2 separate regions of the Homo sapiens genome follow, and region 1 is linked to region 2. Evidence: chromatin loops called from intact Hi-C (ENCODE). Cell type or tissue: GM12878. All regions are shown on one strand. Each heading gives the region's core, and the rest is flanking DNA. Links, peaks and the distances in the headings are about the cores only. Region 1 overlaps SENP8 (SUMO peptidase family member, NEDD8 specific). Region 2 overlaps MYO9A (myosin IXA).

Evidence for each region. Peaks named below come from ENCODE experiments on the same cell type or tissue, not always from the same donor. Only the 100,000 strongest peaks of a DNase experiment are listed, where the experiment ranks them.
Region 1: it touches region 2 in a loop (2.9-fold over the local background); 1 of 110 quality-filtered maps calls a loop at or near these places.

What each region holds. Positions count from the first base shown.
Region 1 is chr15:72,139,871-72,144,200 of GRCh38, forward strand. It overlaps SENP8 (SUMO peptidase family member, NEDD8 specific), which reads left to right. Exons shown (of 2, transcript NM_145204.4): 2 at 1-3,822. The coding sequence ends at 392. Among named protein-coding and RNA genes, the nearest start is that of SENP8, 24 kb to the left of the region's middle. RefSeq lists an enhancer at 1,903-1,992. In GM12878, for the core only: no CTCF peak of the experiment used is centred there; a DNase peak (open chromatin) is centred at 1,741; H3K4me3 peaks cover 290 bases; H3K27ac peaks cover 1,086 bases.
Region 2 is chr15:72,076,998-72,081,401 of GRCh38, forward strand. The region is part of intron 1 of MYO9A (myosin IXA); the gene reads right to left. Among named protein-coding and RNA genes, the nearest start is that of MYO9A, 39 kb to the right of the region's middle. In GM12878, for the core only: no CTCF peak of the experiment used is centred there; DNase peaks (open chromatin) are centred at 1,066 and 2,104; H3K27ac peaks cover 1,087 bases.

The DNA.
Region 1 (4,330 bases), core at 1-4,000, 63 kb after region 2:
AGAGAGTTGTATTTTTAGCCATCAATGATAACTCCAACCAGGCAGCTGGAGGAACCCACTGGAGTTTATTGGTCTACCTCCAAGATAAAAATAGCTTTTTTCATTATGATTCCCATAGCAGGAGCAACTCAGTTCACGCAAAGCAGGTAGCAGAGAAACTGGAGGCTTTCTTAGGCAGAAAAGGAGACAAACTGGCCTTTGTGGAAGAGAAAGCCCCTGCCCAACAAAACAGCTATGACTGTGGGATGTACGTGATATGTAACACTGAGGCCTTGTGTCAGAACTTCTTTAGGCAACAGACAGAATCACTGCTGCAGCTACTCACCCCTGCATACATCACAAAGAAGAGGGGAGAATGGAAAGATCTCATTACCACACTTGCTAAAAAGTAGCTATTGAAGTATATTTGCGACTTTTGAAGGCTCCTCTTTCTGCCCTTCCCCATTTGTTGGATGGCTGCAATCTCAGTGCCTGAGGGAAGATGCCTAGTAGAGGAAAGCTTAATACTCTTTTTCCTGAAAGAATATCATCCTCTGCATTATCCCCATGGAACGTTTCACTTTAACCCTGACTGGGGAGCAATATGTTCTGTGAAAATATCTTGAAATTGTACACCAAAACCTTACAACCAACTTATTTGAACATTTATTACACACAGGGTTTACGTAAGACTTTTCTTATTGGTATATAATTAATTTCCTTTGGTCTCCCTTATCCACATTGGCTTATTCTGGAGGAAAAGCAGTGATCTGTAAAACAAATCAAGAATATATTAAATCTAGAGGAATGCAGAGAAGAAAACTATAAAACAGAACCAAAAACTTGTTGCACAGCCTACATAATTAAGAGATCAACTGGCTGGAAGCAGATCAAGGCCTAACTTCATTCAAGACCTAAATATTATGAGACTCAGTTATTCGGTTTTATGTGACATCTCTTCCATTCACCATGCACAGGCTTTTCCAGCTATCTATATAATGTTTGCAAATATTTGATAAAGATGATGTTACCCTATCTTCCTCCATCTGATTCCTGGAATGCTTGAAGAAAGGGGAAATCTTGAGTAACCTCATTAAAATTAATGTCTGGTGGACCTCTCAGTTTGCTCACTGATTGGGTAGACTTGCTACTCTGGATTAATAACTGCTTTTCTCTGCCTTGTCTATTAGCCATGCACACACTTCCTCCTTATATCCAAAGTTCTTTGGTTCTAAAATTCATAGTTGATACCTTCCCAAGGTTACCTGTTGTTTCAGATAAACATTTGTTCTTCCTGATAGTTATAGGTTTTCCTCTCTGTCCTTAATTCTGGCAGAATTGTTTTTAGTTATGTCATGGTAATTTCAGGATGATTTTTGTATCTGAAACTTAACAGACTTAGAGTTGGTTTGTTTTTTAAATATAAAGGAAGAAAAGTGACCTTTCTCAGCCCTTTTACTTAATTAAAAATGCAGGGAATGTAATTTGTAAAATGTGGAACCAAGAGTAGAACGAAATACTATCCCTCCAGAAGCACTGATGTGTTTCAGTTGTTTCAAATAGTAAACAACCAGATGACATGTTAGGTACACAAATTAATTCTATTCCTAATGAGAATTAGATTGCAAGGCCTATGAGACTTGAAAACCAAAGATGAGCTTCAGCCATGAAACTTATTTCAGCTACCTCCCCAGCCTAACCCTGCCCCCAGCCCTCATGGCCCAAAATAACCTCACCACTCAGTGACCACAGAGAAAGTAACTTGGTTCCTTTTAGCCGAGAAGGGAAAACACAGTAAGGGTAAATAAGTACAGGTTACATAGCAGGCCTGAGTGAGCAGGAGCTGAAACTAAAAGTCAAAGAGAAAGCTATCAAAAAAAGTTTCCATTTCAAGTCGGTACATTTTGGATAAAAACCAGTCCTAATGGAAGATGGGGCTAGGAAAAAGATTAGGAACTGGCAGTCATCCATAGAGGTGAAATACAGAGGGAGGGACAGCAAGAGAAGTGACAAAGGTCACTGATGATAGGCCACAAGTGTAGATAAAGATAAGAAAACAATGTTATTTCAGTGACTGTTGACTTAGGCAGCTAATCTAGACTATTAAAGTCAAATCCTCTCTGGGAAAAGTTATCTTTCTGACAATGCAAAGTATGTTTATTTAAATATCAGAGTATCTTCAATCTGAGAATTAAAGCATATGAAAGCAATCTTTCCTAACTCCCTACGATTCATCTTATAAGTAAATTTATAAGTAAATTTTTAAACTACACTAGTCTTTTAAATATATATAGAAAAATATATATACACACGTATAGACATGTATATGTAATCTATCTACATATATATAAAAAATGCATTTTCCAAATGCATTAGCCTGATTGGACTGTGCCACAGATTAGTGTCCTCCTATGAAATTTTGAGTATGTCATTTGTAAATGTTAGCATTATAAATTGCAGGAGAATTTAAGAATTGACTTGTATTTCACTGGATACTATAGTACCCGGTAAGTTACACACCTGCTTGACCACATACCATTCATGTTACATGACACAAAATAGGAAAAAATCTTTTGCTGGTATTGCGTTCCCTTCTCTCTTAGAGTCAAAAGGATCTATTCTGCAAAATTAATCAAAATATTCAAAAGGAAGGCAGGTTTTTCAAAACTGGGCTAAGCAATTATCAAACTGAACTAACCTGCTTTCAGATATCCTGTTGTATTGCCCGGTAAGTATAGTCACACTTGTCCAACCCGTGTCTCAATATGGAATTCAGAAAAGTTACCATATATAAACCCAGCTATAAATGGTTGTAGAAAATATAAGTATCAGTGGGTTTCCTATGTAATAGTGTTTAAAACACAAATATTTCAACCATTTGGCAAGGTATATGTTGAAGTTCACAAGCGCTGGTCCTAACCAGATCAGATAAAGTGGATTATGTTTCTGATATGTACCTAATTATTTTGACTATACTATAATTTTACAATATGCATATTGACCGTATGTTTTAATAACACATTCCATTGAAATGACCAAGTAGAATTTCTCAGTTACATGGGGCAGGCCGGGCGCAATGGCTCATGCCTGTAATCCCAGGACTTTGGGAGGCCAAGGCAGGCAGATCACCTGAGGTCAGGAGTTCAAGACCAGCCTGGCCAACATGGCGAAACCCCGTCTCTACTAAAAATACAAAAATTAGCCGGGCATGGTAGGTGGGCGCCTGTAATCCCAGCTACTCAGCAGGCTGAGGCAGGAGAATCACTTGAACCTGGGAGGCGGAGGTTGCAGTGAGCTGAGATTGTGCCACTGCACTCCAGCCTAGGCAACAGAGCGAGACTCTTATCTCAAAAAAAAAAAAAAAAGTATTTACAGAAATGTACATGCTATGGTGTTAGAGCATGAATGTCAAATCCAGGGTCTGTCAGATTCAGTAGTCTCATCTACAAAATAAACCTTGTTTTCCTTCTGTCCTACTCAGTTCCATTTTAAGACTAACAACAAGTTTGAAAACTTAGTTTTATATTGCTATGCAGCTAAACAGCTGTGTAAAAAATGGCTGATAATTACTGTTATGTACAAAAGAGAAACTTATTCAAGGATGGTGAATAGCAACAACTAACCTTTTTATCACTCTGTAATGTGCAGGGTACTTTATGCACACATATTACACAAGTACCTTGCATATTATATATGCATCATTATATATATTACCATATATATAAAGTAACTTGTACATTTTTGAGGTTCTATAGAAATATATAATCTCATTAATTCTTATGTTCTCATGTTTCAACAGGTACTGTTATTCTCATTTTATAAATAAACTCAGAAGCTCAGTCACGTGGCCTCCATCTCGTCTCACACTTTTTCCACCTATTCCTTTCTCCCTGTCCTAGAAAATGGCAAGAACTTCACACTTGAACATTTTAAATGTAGTCTAGCCTCAGTTTCTAAATTTCATATATTCAGCTGGTATGTTACAGAAACTAATAGTGAGAAATTGTCATCTGAATTAACTGCTAGGCAGCAGGACCTATATAACTGGCTTGGTTTTATATATTAAGTCATATCTGGATCAGCTCCTTATACTGCTCTGCTGGTTTAGGGCACCTTAAAAGCCCTACATTGGCCGGGCGCAGTGGCTCACGCCTGTAGTCCCAGCACTTTGGGAGGCCGAGGCGAGCAGATCACGAGGTCGGGAGATCCAGACCATCCTGGCTAACATGGTGAAACCCTGTCTCTACGAAAAATACAAAAAGAAGTTAGCTGGGTGTGGTGGTGGGCACCTTGTAGTCCCACCTACTCGGGAGGTTGAGACAGGAGAATGGCGTGAACCCGGGAGGCGGAG
Region 2 (4,404 bases), core at 72-4,071:
GGTGCTGGAAAAACTAGACAACTACATCCAAAAAAAAAAAAATCTCAACACAGACCTTACACGTTTCACCAAAAATTAACTCAAAATGGATCGCATATCTGAGTGTACCACACAAAACTATTAAACTCCTATAAGACAGCATGGGGGAAAATCTTGGTAAACTTAGGCTTGGTGATGACAGTATAAGAGAAAATCTTGCTAATCTCAGCCTTGGCAATGACGTTTTAGATACAACACCAAAAGCACAAACCATAGAAGAAATAATTGATAAGCTGGACTTCATTAAAAATAAAAACTTCTGCTCTGCAAAAGGCACCGTTAAGAGAATGAAAAGACAAGCCACAGACTGACAGAAAATCTTTGCAAAACACATATATGATAAAGGACTAGTATTCAAAATATACCTTAAAGATGCCGGGCGCCATGGCTCACATCTGTAATCCTAGCACTTGGGGAGGCAGATGTGGGTGGATCATTTGAGGTCAGGAGTTTAAGACAAGCCTGGCCAACAGGCTGAAACTCCATCTCTACTAAAAATACAAAAATTAGCCAGGTGTGGTGGTGCATGCCTATAATTCTAGCTACTCAGGAGGCTGAGGCAAGAGAATCACTTGAACCGGGGTGACGGCAGGGTGGTGGCAGGGTGGCGGGGGGCGGCGCGGGCAGAGGTTGCAGTGAGCCAAGATCATGCCATTGCACTCCAGCCTGGGCAACAGAGTGAGACTCTGTCTCAAAGAAAAAAAAAAAAAAAAAAAATATATATATATATATATATATATATATAAACACATAAACACACACACCTCCAATAACTCTTAAAACACAATAATAAGGAAATGAATAACCCAATTAATATGGGCCAAGTGGGAAATCTAAACAGACATCCCACCAAAGAAGATATACAGACAACAAATAACTAAATGAAGATACTCAAAATCATATTTGTTAGGGAACTGAAAATCAAAACCATGGTGAGATAGTACTATATGCCTATTAGAATGGCAAAATTCTGAAACAATGACAAAACCAAATGCTAGTAAGAATGTGGAATTACAGGAACTCTCATTCATTGCTGGTGGGGATGCAAAATAGTACAACCACTTTTCAAGACAGTTTGGCAGTTCTTACAAAACTAAACATACTTTTGCCATATAATCTACCAACCATGCTCACTGGTATTTACCCAAATGAGCTAAAAATTCACTTCACTACAGGGCTTGCCAGGGTGGCTCATGCCTGTAATCCTAGCACTTTGGAAGGCTGAGGTGGGAGGAACGCTTGAGCCTAGGAGTTCAAGACCAGCCTGGGCAATGTGGTGTGACCTCCTTCTCTACAAAAAATAAAATTAGCCAGGCATGGTGGTACATGCCTGTGGTCCTAGCTACTCAGGAGGCTGAAGTGAGAGGATCCCTTGAACCAGAAAGATAGAGGCTAGAGTGAGCCCAGATCATACCACTGCACTCCAGCCTGTGGGACCCTGTCTCAAAAGGCAAAACAAACAAAAATTACCTCCACCCAAAAACCTGCAGACAGAAATCAGACACAGTGGCACATGGCAACAGTCCTCACTATTCAAGAGGCTGAGGTGGGAGAATTGCTTGAGCCCAGGAGTTTGGGGCCAGCCTGGGCAATATGGTGAGAAACTGTTGCTAAAAATAAAAAAATAACTTTAAAAACCTGCACATGGATGTTTACGGTAGCTTTATTTATGATTGTCAGAAATTGAAAGCCACCAAGATGTCCTTCAAAAGGTGAATAAACAAACCCTAGTATCCATACAATAGAATATATTTCAGCAATAAAGACAAACGAGCTATCGAACCATGAAAAAATACAGAGGAATCTTAAATATACATTGCTAAGTAAATCCAAAAAGCCTATGTACTGTATGATTCCAACTACATGACATTCTGGAAAAGGCAAAACTATGGCGACAGCAAGAAGACAGTGGTTGAAAAGCGTTGTGGGAGGTGAAAGGATGAAAAGGTAAAAGCATGAGATTTTTAAGGCAGTGAAACTATTCTCTATGATACTGTAACGGTACAGACATGTCATTATACATCTGTCAAAACCCACAGGATGTAGGACACAGAGAGTGAACCCTAAACTACAGACCACAAATAGTAACGATGGATTAATATGGCTCATCAACTGTAACAAATGGACCTCACTTAACCAAGATGCTAAACAATAGGGGAAACTGTGGGGGCAGGAGGAGGAGCAAGGTGATATCCGGAAACTCCGTATTTTCTGCTGCATTTCACTGTAAACCTAAAACTGCTTTAAAAAATAGACCCTATTAAAAATAAAAGAAAATTTAAAATTTTAAAAATAAAGTATATTAATTAAAATAATTTTTAGTTGCTTACAAAGTCATCAACCTGCATACTATAAAATTTTGGCATTTTATTGTAAATTAAAACTTAATTTTTTAAAATGTAATACTCAACAGTCTCTTAGGCCTTCTATCTGAAGATGAATATCGAAAAAAGGATACAGTATAATATGCATGTGTTTTAAAAATGCAAGGTGACATATGGTCTACAAGTGCATATGCATATATATAAGTAAATGCACAAATAAATATATGAAAACACATATACCAAACTGGAAAGAGCACCACTAGGAAACGAACACTATGGAAAACCAACACTACTGTGAAGGGAATGAAAGGAAAAGATGGGGGATGTGGAGTGTGTCCTAATCCATATGTCTTGATCTCTCTTAAGAGGATCTACATTAATGTTTCCAATTCGCTATTATTAGGTTTTATACTACATTTAAAATGTAGGCTTCAGAATCTGAAGAGGAATTTCAAAATGTTTTATAAATCTTTAAGACTAAACAGCCTCAGCATAAACTAACATTGGAGACAGATTTTTACCTGTAAGTATTTCTGCACCTGTATTTAAAAGTATAAAAAAGTATTTAAAAGTTTAAAAAAGCATTTTTACCTGTAAGTATTTAAAAGGAATTTTAAATCACTCAATAGTGATTGATCAGGCAAGGAACAAGTATTATCTGCTGATTCTTAGTTTGTCTGTAATGCCATCCCTACAAAGACTGTATTTCCATTGCACCCTCCTTTTATTACTCGGCTGATTATACCCTAAAACACATACACACTCCTCCCTGGTGTAGATGCTGACAGCTTAATTCACATTATATAATTCATATAATAGTGAAGTTGTAATACAGAATGCAACAGTATCCATTATATCAGAATAAGGAAGAAAACTGGTCTGAGATGTGCTATTATGATATAAAATCAACTAACAACGTACCAATCAATAAACTAACCATGCTTCTCTTTTTTTTTTTTTTTTTTGGTAAATGTGGGTATTTTAATTTTCCTTGATAAGGACAAATATGGCCATGAGAAGTTTCTCTGGGAGTTTCATCATCTGCCATTTACAGAGAGTGGGAAGTTATGCAGCAATTAGCCTAGGAGAGAAGTGTCCACCAACCTATGAAGACAGTCTCCACAGCTCAAGGAGACAGTAAGAGCCAGAAAGCGTTAATACCAGTCACCCCAAAAATGCAAAGATCCTCCCAGTAAGCTACTTAAAAAATGTAAAAAGTGAGGTCTAAATTGTGAAATTATACTTTTTGGGTTTTTTTTTTACTTTTAAGTTCAAGGGTACATGTGCAGGTTTCTTATAAAGGTTAACTCACATCACAGGGGTCTGCCGTACAGATTATTTCATCACCCAGGTATTAAGCCTAGTACCCATTGGTTATTTTTCCTGATTCTCTCTCTGCTCCCACCCTCCACCTCATCAATTAGCTTCCACTTATGAGTAAGAACATGTGGTATTTGGTTTTCTGTTCCCATATTAGTTTACTATGAATAATGGCCTCCAGCTTCATCCATGTTCCTGCAAAGAAAATGATCTTGTTCTTTTTGATGGCTACACAGTATTCCATGGTGTATATATACACCACATTTTCTTTACCGGTCTACCACTGATGGGCATTTAGGTTGATTCCACGTCCTTGTTATCATAAATAGTGCTGCAGTGAACAAACACACATGTGTACATGTCTTTAGGATAGAATGATTTATATTACTTTGGGTATACACCCAGTAATGAGATTGCTGGGTTGAATGGTAGTTCTTTTTAGGTCACTGAGGAATCACCACACTGCTCTCTACAATGGTTGAACTAATTTACACTCCCACCAACTCTGTATATGTGTTCCTTTTTCTCTGCAACCCCGCTAGCATCTGTTATTTTTGACTTTTTAATAATAGTCATTCTGACTGGTGCGAGGTGGCATCTCATTGTGGTCTGATTCACATTTCTCTAATTATCAGTGATGTTGAGTGTTTTTCCACATGCTTGTTGGCCACAGGTATGTCTTCATTTGAAAAGTGTGTGTTCATGTCCTTTACCCACTTTT